Linked DNA regions of Homo sapiens: region 1 is linked to region 2. A link is an interaction called in ENCODE POLR2A ChIA-PET data of the cell type or tissue named here. Cell type or tissue: GM12878. All regions are shown on one strand.

Region 1 (2,500 bases), 200 kb before region 2:
ACACCAAGAGCTGGCCAGGAACAGTGCCCAACCCTGGTAACGTGCCAAAACTTATCCCAAATTGCCAATAAACTCTGAATTTACCTTAAAAAAAAAAAAAAAAAAAAGACTTTTGGGGTTGAAAGAGACTTTTAAGCATTTATTGCAGTCCTTTCATCCACTGCATCCAATGTGTGGGTCTCCTTTATAATATTCTGGTTAAAGAATTTAATTAGCTTATACTCAGATACACTCAGGGGAAGGGAATTTATAATTCTCTAAGGCAGCTCATTCTATTTTCAGACAGCTCTATTGAGTTCTTCATTGTGAAGTCAAAGTCTGCCTCCCTGAACTTCCACACCTCTGAGGAGTGGGTCAAAAGACTTCTCTCTTCCATATCATCAACCTTTAATATGTCTTAAACAAGTTATAGAATCTCTAACTTTTCTTCTCTAGGCTAATTCCCATTCCTTCAAGGGCTCATCACCCTGCACTAGACCTAAGAAAAAGACCCAAGCTACTCTACACCCCCTGCCCCCGAGTACTGAAGTACTTAGGAAGAATGATAGTTAAAAGGGGGTTACCCTTAAGCTAGTCTTCTTCCCAAATAATGGCGCCCACCCACCTCATTGGTCCGATGCCCACAGTTCTCGCAGTTGGTAGCCATGATGATAACCTCCTTAAAGTGAGGGATTTCTGGAAAACGGAGTTAAGGAAATCTACTTCCAGGCGAACAAGACCACCATCTGGGGAAAAACAAAGCCAAACCCCACACAAACATATGCTGGTCCCAGAACTGCAGGAAATATTCACAAGAGGCAGCCCACAGAGTCCTCCAGAAGAGGGCAAGTTCCCAACCCATGGCAATCCCTGTTCACACATTTGAAGGCATGGCTCAGGTCACACACACACAGCCTAGTGACCATGGCCTAATTTTCTCTTTGAACACAAAACCCAAGGTACACAGTCTAATCAAAGATAATATCTTCCTTATCACTGGGTATAAAGCATGTGTTTTCCTTGAAAGGGATGCTCCCAGCCTGATTATAATCTTCATGCCTGAGTCAGATGAAGAGCAACCCAACTGCTTGGCAAAAGATACGTACTAGCTTCATGTTGGTCTGAGCGGGGGCATTGCATTCTGGGCAGTTTGTGCTGAACTGGAGCACCTGGAACACAACATGAGGACAAAGGGTGAGCCCTCCCAGATGGGATGTTCAGGCTAAAGACACTCAGTTGGTATGCTAGTGGTCATCTATGTTGGTGACAAGGAAGACAGATGCTGAACAGCATCAGTCTCAGCCCACAACTCTGCTCCTTCCTCACCAGTAGCCAATGTGACTCACTTCATTTCTGAGATCTTCCTCTTCTGGCTTCTCTGCTGGTGCTTCTTCCTAAAATAGCAAAGATGCAGGTCGCAAGTTGGCAGGTATACCTCAGTGTCCCCAACACCCTGCCCTGGAGTGGGAGAAATGCTCAGGTGCCACCTCATCAGTTATGTCAGGTGCCACCTCATCAGTTAGAGAAACCACAAAGTAAAGCCCCAACCAAAGGAAGAACAGGACTTAAGATAGGATCACAGCCACTGCCATCCTTTCTGTGAAGTTTACCCAAGTCCTGGACATAAGCAAGATGAGAAGCACAAACAAGCTGAGATAGGGCACACAGAGCAGCAGCAGCAAAATAAGTTCCACTGACTCCAAGCAATCCAGAGTGCGCGATAATTCCAGAGCATTCTTCTGGATCCTTCAGTCCACTTACTTGAAGCCCCAGCATCTCTTCCTGCTGTCGGGTCCGGTTGTAGTGTGTGATCACCAGGGCATCATCTTTCTGAGGAGCATGTGGGTTTTCCACAAAACTGTTCCCTGAGGGATCATCAATGATCTAACAAATGGGAGAAGAGAGAGTCACTGCAAAAGAAAATCATAAACAATCCTACATCACCTACTATCAGACCACGCAGGCATCACAGTGGAAAATCCCAGCAGTCTTAATGGTCCCTCCTCCCCTAATCAAGGGCAACTCCAGCCTCTCAATACTCACCAGAGTGAAAGGGGAGGCTACTTGCTTTAGCTCCTTCAGTTTGACAATGAACTCATCAATTCTTTCAGCTGTAGCATCTTTGTTTGCCTGCCATGAACAGAGAGTAAAGCATCAGCCCTGGTGGTGTACCTTATGCCCTGCCCCTTGTCATGCCCATGTTACTTCCATTAGGAAGTCACCACCTATCTCAGTGTGAGTGGAAACAGAGTGACTCAGGCTTCACAATGAGATGTAGCAAACAAGCCTGAAGTTGACGGGTGGTGACAGGTGAGCCTCCTTTTTCTCACTCATTCAACCATTTAGCCCAGGCACTCATGCCACGTTAGAGATATAATAGTATATATATCAGTCCTCTCATGGGACTCCCCAACCAATTAAGGAGACAAATAACTAAAGATGCAGCTATAATATATTACTTCTGTCATAATAAATATAAGATGCAGTGGAATACTCAGGAAACACAGATAACCCAAGGGGA
Region 2 (2,500 bases):
TTCAAAAATGAAGGTACCTAACAGTATGACTGCTCCTACTGCTCATATCATCTCTAACAACTGTAACTATATTTTTAATTTTTCCCTGTTTGGTGGGGGAAAGGAGACGAGCAGGAGATAGACAGTTCCTTGCCATTTTAATTTGCATTTTCTTGATTACTAAAAGGGTTGAGGATCTTTCATATGTTCATGAACCATTTGTTTCTACTCCTGTAAAATTAACTTTTTCATGACTTTCCTATTTCCATTTTTCCTAATTTTTTTTTTTATTTGAGGAGTTCTTTTATATTCTGGCTAACAAACCTTTGTTAGTACATTTCCCAAGTTGTGGCTCACCTTCTCACTCTATGATGTTTCTTTTTTAAAGTAAACTTTTAATGGATCTATAACATATATGCAAAAATGTGGCCAAATTATAAGTGTAACTCACATAAACAAAAGCAATTTGGGTCCTCAATAATTTTAAAGAGTAGGCTGGGTGCAGTGGCTCATGCCTATAATCCCAGCACTGTGGGAGGCCAAGGTGGGCAGATCACTTGAGGTCAGGAGTTCAAGACCAGACTGACCAACATGGCAAGACCTCATCTCTACTAAAAATACAAAAACTAGCCAGGCGTGGTAATGGACACCTGTAGTCCCAGTTACTTGGGAGGCTGAAGCAGGAGAATCGTTTGAACCTGGGAGGTGGAGTTTGCAGTGAGCCAAGATCATGCCAGTGCACTCTAGCCTGGCCAACAGAGCAAGACTCCATCTCCAACAAACAAAGAAAAAAAAGAGAGAGAGAGAGCATAAGGCATAAGGGATCCTAAGATTTAAAAAGTTTGGGATCCACTAGATCAGACAGATGTTATCGTCTCATTCTCTATGTCACTAAACCTCTCATATGTTCCATCTCTTCTTTCTCTGTACTAAATTCTAGAAATTTTCTTCAGATCCATTTTCCAGTTCATTAATTTACTCTACTCTGTATCCTCTTTCCACTGTATTTTTCGCTGCAAATGCTCCTCAATTTACAAGGGGCTTATGTCCTTATAAACCCATCATAAGTTGAAATATTACTAAGTCAAAAATGCATTTAATACACCTAGCCTACCAAACATCATAGCCTGGTCCACCTTAAATATGCTCAGAACACTGATGTTAGCCTACGACTGAGCAAAATCATCTTACAGGGGTGTCCAAGGGAGGGAACACAGGCTTGGGTTCTTAGTTCCTGTTTCTGGTTGGTTCGGTAAAGCCCCTTCCTCAACCCTCTTTTCCGCTTATCACTAGAGAGAGAAACTAAAAACAATGGCTTCACACTGCTAAAAGCCTAAAACAAAACAAAACAAAACAAGGTGGTTTAGACAGCTTGAATTCTAACACAAGGCCTATTTTACAATAAAGTGCTGAATATTTCATGAATACTGTACTGAAGTATAATTTCTACTGAATGAATATCACTTTCACACCATCGTAAAGTTGAAAAATCATAATCAGGTCAGCTGAGGTGGCTCATGCCTATAATGCCAGCACTTCGGGAGGCCGAAGTGGGCAGATCACTTGAGCTCAGGAGCTCAAGACCAGCCTGGGCAACATGGTAAAACCCTGTCTCTACTAAAAATAAAAAACTTGCTGAGTATAGTGGTGCCTGCCTGTATTCCTAGCTACTAGGGAGACTGAGGTGGGAGGATCACTTGAACCTAGGAGGCGGAGGCTGCAGTGAGCTGAGATCATGCCACTGCATTCCAGCTGGGCAACAGAGCAAGACCCTGTCTCGAAAAAAAAAAAGAAATAAAGAAAGAAAAATTACAATCAGATCATCATCATAAGTCTGGGGGCATCTGCATGTTTTTTATTTCTAGAAGTTCTACAGAGACTGAGTTCTTCTTCCATATTTTCCTCATCAGTTTTAAGAGTCTCCTCATCATATTTTTAACCTCCTCCTTTATTTCTTTAAACATCTGTAGGCTTTATAAGACTGATGGTTACCACCGATGTTTAGTTACCTGTCAATCGATGCATATCAAACCACTCCAAAATTTAGTGGATCAAAATAACAATAATTACTTATTTTGCTCACAAATTAGTAATCTGTTCAGGGCTTAGAGAGAAGAGCTTGCCTCTGCTCCACATGGCATCACCCAGGGCAGCTTGATAGAGAACTGAAGGATCCACTTGCAGGATCGCTTACTTAAAAAGATGGCAAGTCAGTACTGACCATCAGCTGGAAGCCTATAGCTGGTGCCACTGGCCTGAGACCTCAGTTCCTTTCCACATGGATCTCTCCATGGGCTTCTTCAGAGTATGCTGATGGGTTCCAAGAATGAGCATCCCAAGAGAATAAAGAAATGTGTGGTATTTTTATGACTTAGCCTCAGAAATGAAATAATATCACTTCTGTCATATTCTTTTGGTCAAAGCAGTCACAAAGGACTGCCCAGCTTCAACAGAAAAAGATTCTACTTCTTGATAGTACAATAGTGAGGTTCTAGAAGAGCAGGAGTCAGGAAATACTGTT

Evidence for each region. Peaks named below come from ENCODE experiments on the same cell type or tissue, not always from the same donor. Only the 100,000 strongest peaks of a DNase experiment are listed, where the experiment ranks them.
Region 1: POLR2A ChIA-PET joins it to region 2 with 13 read pairs; 3 of 35 experiments call an interaction of 5 or more read pairs at or near these places.

What each region holds. Positions count from the first base shown.
Region 1 is chr11:116,783,774-116,786,273 of GRCh38, forward strand. ZPR1 (ZPR1 zinc finger) reads right to left here. Exons shown (of 14, transcript NM_003904.5): 5 at 2,023-2,109; 6 at 1,741-1,863; 7 at 1,326-1,373; 8 at 1,082-1,148; 9 at 605-675. Among named protein-coding and RNA genes, the nearest start is that of ZPR1, 3.0 kb to the right of the region's middle. In GM12878, no CTCF peak of the experiment used is centred here; no DNase peak of the experiment used is centred here.
Region 2 is chr11:116,979,093-116,981,592 of GRCh38, forward strand. All of the region lies in intron 1 of SIK3 (SIK family kinase 3), which reads right to left. Among named protein-coding and RNA genes, the nearest start is that of SIK3, 120 kb to the right of the region's middle. RefSeq lists a silencer at 1,137-1,337 and enhancers at 1,297-1,356, 1,507-1,556. In GM12878, no CTCF peak of the experiment used is centred here; a DNase peak (open chromatin) is centred at 1,229; H3K4me3 peaks cover 724 bases; H3K27ac peaks cover 659 bases.